Linked DNA regions of Homo sapiens: region 2 is linked to region 1. A link is an interaction called in ENCODE POLR2A ChIA-PET data of the cell type or tissue named here. Cell type or tissue: GM12878. All regions are shown on one strand. Each heading gives the region's core, and the rest is flanking DNA. Links, peaks and the distances in the headings are about the cores only. Region 1 overlaps LSM14A (LSM14A mRNA processing body assembly factor). Region 2 overlaps GPI (glucose-6-phosphate isomerase).

What was found. Peaks named below come from ENCODE experiments on the same cell type or tissue, not always from the same donor. Only the 100,000 strongest peaks of a DNase experiment are listed, where the experiment ranks them.
Region 2: POLR2A ChIA-PET joins it to region 1 with 13 read pairs; 3 of 35 experiments call an interaction of 5 or more read pairs at or near these places.

What each region holds. Positions count from the first base shown.
Region 1 is chr19:34,193,549-34,196,467 of GRCh38, reverse strand. It overlaps LSM14A (LSM14A mRNA processing body assembly factor), which reads right to left. Exons shown (of 10, transcript NM_015578.4): 2 at 1,827-1,990. Among named protein-coding and RNA genes, the nearest start is that of LSM14A, 23 kb to the right of the region's middle. In GM12878, for the core only: no CTCF peak of the experiment used is centred there; no DNase peak of the experiment used is centred there; H3K27ac peaks cover 183 bases.
Region 2 is chr19:34,371,817-34,374,735 of GRCh38, reverse strand. All of the region lies in intron 4 of GPI (glucose-6-phosphate isomerase), which reads right to left. Among named protein-coding and RNA genes, the nearest start is that of GPI, 8.1 kb to the right of the region's middle. In GM12878, for the core only: no CTCF peak of the experiment used is centred there; no DNase peak of the experiment used is centred there.

The DNA.
Region 1 (2,919 bases), core at 138-2,637:
TTTCAGTATCTGTCTATAATGTGCCAATTATACTCAATGTGACTTACAAATACTTTTTTCTACAATAAACTCCCCATTTGAATTAAGAGTTTTATAGATTGAGGAAAGAATTAAAGTTACTTAAGTAAAGTAACTTTGCTTAAAGAAAAATATGAGAAAAATCACACTTAGTAATAATGAGTTTTAGTCTGATGTTGATATAAATCTCACGTATGATTTTACTCTTATTTTCAATCATTTGAGGCCTACTATTAAATTCACAGACGTAGAAACAAACATATCCCACATAAAACCATTTACATTTTTACTTATAGTTACATTAAGCTGAGGAACATTTTATAAAAACTTTAACTTAAACCTAAAGCATATAAAATATATAACATATATTAATACATGTATACTTCATATATTATCTTACTATAAACTGTTTCATAATATAAACATGAAGTGTATTAAAGGCTACCAGGACATACACTCACTGATGGCAGGACCTTTTCTGTGTGTTCACCACTAGTGTTAAGCACATGCCAGATACTCTGTAAATACTACTGAATGAATGAATAAGGAGATCAAGTAGAAGTTTATGATGATTGGAAGAAGTTATTCAACACCATTTTCATATGCGCTCTCTTAGTTTTTCTCCTTCCATAAAACCGATTACTCAAATAACTGGTTTCCTGGAGAATTATCAAAAGCCATATAAAAGAGACAGTAAGGTAACTCCAGTGTTTGGTGTAGGGAGCTATCTCTATTAAGAATGTGTCTCTTCCTTCTCCATTTAAAGAGATTCACATTTCCACTTCAGGCTTCCTTTCACCAAAATAAGACTTAACAAGGGTAGGGGTAGATGAGAGTAGAGAATTTCTCCAGCTTATGCTGCAACAAAATTTACAATTCCTTATTAAAAAGCTTAAATTGGGAGATTTAAGAGCTGATCTAAATATGTTAAAATACATTGATGTTTGTGTTTTCTTATTATATAACATTGCAGGCCAGGCACAGTGGCTCATGCCTGTAATCCCAGCACTTTGGGAGGCTGAGGTGGGCGGATCACCTGAGGTCAGTAGTTTGAGACCAGGCTGGCCAACATGGTGAAACCTCATCTCTACTAAAAATACAAGAATTAGCCGGGTGTGGTGGTGCATGCCTGTAATCCCAGCTACTCAGGAGGCTGAGGCAGAAGAATCACTTGAACCTGGGAGGCGGAGGTTGTAGTGAGCCGAGTTCACGCCACTGTACTCCAACGACTCTGTCAAAAAAAAAAAAAAAGAAAAAGAAAAACAAAACAAAAACCAACACTGCATATTATAACATATGCAGAACAATGTGATTTTGCTTTTTTTTCCCCATTAAGCCTAATAATCTTACCTAAGAGTAGCTGTTATTGCCTTGGTTTGCAATATAAACCATATCTCAATAGCATGGTAGCACGGATCCTAGATTCTGAAGCAGGCTGCCTGGATCTGTTCAAATTGTGGCTCCATCTGAACTTCCTCACTTGTTAAAAGTGAGAATAATTATAGTACCAACCTCAGAGGGTATCTTATATGCACAGCACTTCTACAGAGTAGCCTTCAATGTTAGCTATGGTAATTGTTGTTGAAATTAGAAAATATTTCATAATAAATTCCTCAGCTGTTTCTTACCTTAGTTCTAATTTATGATACAAAGAGAAAAACCTAGATGAGAACATTATCCAGTAATTTCAGGTATCCCAGTAACTTGGAAATGATAAGCTACATGAACATTCAACTAGAGAGAAAAAAGCCAAGGCTAACCCTGTGCGGAGTTTACCTGTACTCCAAGACAAATTTACCATCAGTTACCTGAACAATAGCTGGGTCTTGAGGCAAAGAACACTGTGGTTTTGGTGGCTCACAAACAGTAAGGTCTTTAATGTCACTCCCACGGAATATAATGTATTCAAAGACTTCATCTCGAGGTGGTATTGGACGATCTGTCGGTCTGTCTTCTGTACCAAAGGATCGAACTGGCAAGAAAACAAAGGATATGAGATGTGTGACTACTCATCACATTCAGGTAGTACCCCAGATTCTAAATGTTGTATTTCAAGTACTAAGCAGTAGTTCTGAAATGTCTGAGAAAGTATTCATTAATCTATAGCTAAAAAAGTTTTTTTAAAGAGGAAAATAGAGTGGCTTTTGCCCGAAGTTAAATATATGCAATATAAAAGACTATCTGTATTATGAGGTTGTGTTCCTCTTATATTTTTATTTATTTGTATCTTTAGTGGTTGTAGTGGGGTGTTAAAATGTCCTTTCATTATTTATTTATTGATGAGACTGGGTCTCTGTCCCCTAGGCTGGAGTGCAGTGGTGTGGTCATGGCTTCCTGCAGCCTCAGCTTCCCGGGCTCAGGCGATCCTTCTATCTCAACCTCCCACGTAGCTGGGACCACAGGCATGTGCCACTAAGCCCAGCTAACTTTTTTTATTTTTTAGTAGAGATGAGGTCTTGCTATTTTGCACAGGCTGGTCTTGAACTCCTGGCCTCAAGTGATCTTCCTGCTTTAGCCTCTCAATGTGCTGGGATGAAAGGCCTAAGCCACTGTGCCTGGCTCACGGTTAACTTATTTTTAATGTCCTCATTCGACAAAATAAAAATTAGCAACCCATGTCTTTCTTGGGGAAGGAGTGGGAGACAAAGATTCCTCCAGTCTACAAAATCTCAAAGTTTGGGTATTGACCTTTGGGACACAGAGAGCAATGAAGGTATTAATAACATTTACCTTGCTGAGCAGTAAGTCCTCTAGAAGCCAAGTCAAGCAGCTGCCAGCTACTCAGCCCCATGGGACAGCTTGAAATACCCTAGTTACCTAAAATATCTACCATATAATTAAATCTGATTATTTTAACAATGAAGACAGCATTACTCAAAGTTAAACTGGGGACCACCTGCA
Region 2 (2,919 bases), core at 194-2,693, 180 kb before region 1:
AACAAAGAAAAAAAGAAAAAAGAAAGAAAAGAAAAGAAATAATTATCCCATACATACCAGTCATCCCATGCCCACCTCACCATTGTATGCTGGGTGTGTGAGGGGTAATTTGTCTCTTTAAATTCTCATGTCTTCAGATTGAAAGGAACTGTACTAAAGGAAATGCAGGTACTACTACACCTGTACTTGACAAAATGAGGTTCTAGACTTCTAACAGACTTCTAATACTGTAACAGAATATGGACTTAGGAGAAAGTGAGTGGGGTATCTGTGTGTGGAAGGAACAAAATCAATCACTAGGCGCCAGAAGCGGGACTATGATAGTCCCCCACCTTCTAAGATGGTGACCAGTGGTCCTTGTCTCCTGGCATTAACCCACTGATGCAGTCCCTTCCCATGATGACCAGAGCTGATCTGTAACACCAACGGGGTATTATAGAAATCAAAGAGTGTAGCCGGGCGTGGTGGTTCACCCTGTAATCCCAGCATTTTGGGAGGGCAAGGCAGGCGGATCACTTGAGATCAGGAGTTCAAGACCAGCCTGGCCAAAATGGTGAAACCCCATCTCTACTAAAAAAATTTAAAAAAAAAAAAAAAAAAAAAAAGGCGGGCATGGTGGCGGGCACCTGTAATCCCAGCTACTCAGGAGGCTAAGGCAGGAGAATCGCTTGAGCCGGGGACCGGAGGTTGCAGTGAGCCAAGATCACGCCATTGTACTCTGGCCTGGGTGACAAGAGTGAAACTCTGTCTCAAAAAAATAAAAATAAAAAAAAGAAAGAATGTGAATCCTGATATTAGGTCACAAAAGACCTCCAGGCATCTGCCTTACTCTCTATTGGATCACTCACTCTGGGAGAAATAAGCTGCCTTGTCATGAGGACACTCGAACTGTCTGTGCCTCCCAAAGGCAGCACTGCTAGTGAGCCATCTTCAAAGCAGACCCTCCAACCCCCATGAAGCCTTCAAATGACCACATCCTTAGCCAACATCTTGACTGCAACCTTAGAATATCAGAGCCACTACACCAAACACAGCCACTGCAAATTCCCCACATAAAGAGACGGTGATTGTTGCTTCTAGTTGCTAAATTTTGGAATAATTTCCCACACATCAATAAAAAATTACTATACACTAATAAGATCCAGCAATTTTCTTTTAATTTTTTTTTTTTTTTTTTTGGAGATGGAATCTTGCTCTGTCACCCAGGCTGGCATGCAGTGGTGCTATCTCAGCTTACTGAAACCTCCACCTCCCGGGTTCAAGCGATTCTCCTGCCTCAGCCTCCCAAGTAACTGGGACTACCGGCATGCACCACCATGCCCAGTTATAAATTTTTTTTTTTTTTTTGAGACAGAGTCTCGCTCTGTCACCCAGGCTGGAGTGCAGTGGCGCCATCTCAGCTCTCAGTAACCTCCACCTCATGGGTTCAAATGATACTGCTGCCTCAGTCTCCTGAGTAGCTGGAATTATGGGCGCCTGCCACTACTCCTGGCTAATTTTGTTTGTATTTTTAGTAGAGACGGGTTTTGCCATGTAGGCCAGGCTGGTCTCAAACTCCTGACCTGAAGTGATCCGCCCACCTCGGCCTCCCAAAGTGCTAGGACTACAGGTGTGAGCCACAGCACCCAGACTATAAATTATTTTTTAATTAAAAAAAAAAAATAGGCTGGGCACGGTGGCTCACGCCTATAATCCCAGCACTTTGGGAGGCTGAGGTGGACAGATTATGAAGTCAGGAGTTCGAGACCAGCCTAGCCAACATGGTGAAACTCCATCTCTACTAAAAACACAAAAATTAGCTGGGTGTGGTGGCAGGTACCTGTAATCCCAGCTACTCGGGAGGCTGAGGCAGGAGAATCGCTTGAACCTGGGAGGCGGAGGTTGCAGTGAACCGAGATCAGGCCATTGCACTCCAGCCTGGGTGAAAGAGAGAGACTCTGTCTCAAAAAACAAACAAACAAAAAAGAGACAGGGTCTAGGTTGCCCAAGCTAGTCTTGAACTCCTGGCCTGCAGTGATCCGATTCACCCTTCCAAAATGCTGGGATTATACAAGAGCCACTGCACCTTGCTGGGTATTTTTTAGTTTTGTTTTAACGACAGGGTCTCGCTCTGTTGCTCGACCTGGAATGTAGGAGTATGATCATAGCTCACTGCAGCTTCAAATTCCTGGGCTCAAGCAATTCTCCCGCCTCAGCCTCCTAAGCAGCCAGGACTATAGGTACACACCACCACAGCTGGCTAATTTTTAAATTTTTGTTAAAGGCAGGGTCTTGTTATGTTGCCCAGGCTGGTATTATACTCCTGGCCTCAAGCAATCCTCTTGCCTCTGCCTCCCAAAGTGCTGGGATTACAGATGTGAGCAACTGTGCCTGGCCCTACTTTTTCTTTAAATAAACTGCCATGGGAAAATTTCCATCAATACAGAAAGAAATAAAATAAGTTGTTCAACTTCTCAACCCTCCCTCACAGGCGTGTGACAAAAGAGGTTAGAAAAAGCAAGTCTTGGCTGGGTGTGGTGGCTCATGCCTGTAATCCCAGGACTCTGGGAGGCCAAGGTGGGTGGATCACCTGAGGTCAGGAGTTCGAGACCAGCCTGACCAACATGGTGAAACCTCATCTCTACTAAAAATACAAAAATTAGCTGGGTGTGGTGGCGGATGCCTGTAATCCCAGCTACTCAGGAGGCTGAGGCAGGAGAATTGCTTGAACCTGGGAGGCGGAGGTTGCAGTGAGCCGAGAACTCGCCATTGCACTCCAGCCTGGGCAACAGAGTAAGACTCTGTCTCAAAAAAAAAAAAGCAAGTCTCCTTTCCCGACTGTCAAAGGTTTGTTATAATGAAGCATCCCAGAGGAAAAATGTGTCTTTTTTTTTTTCTTTTTGAGACAAAGTCTCACTCTGTTGCCCAAGCTGGAGTGCA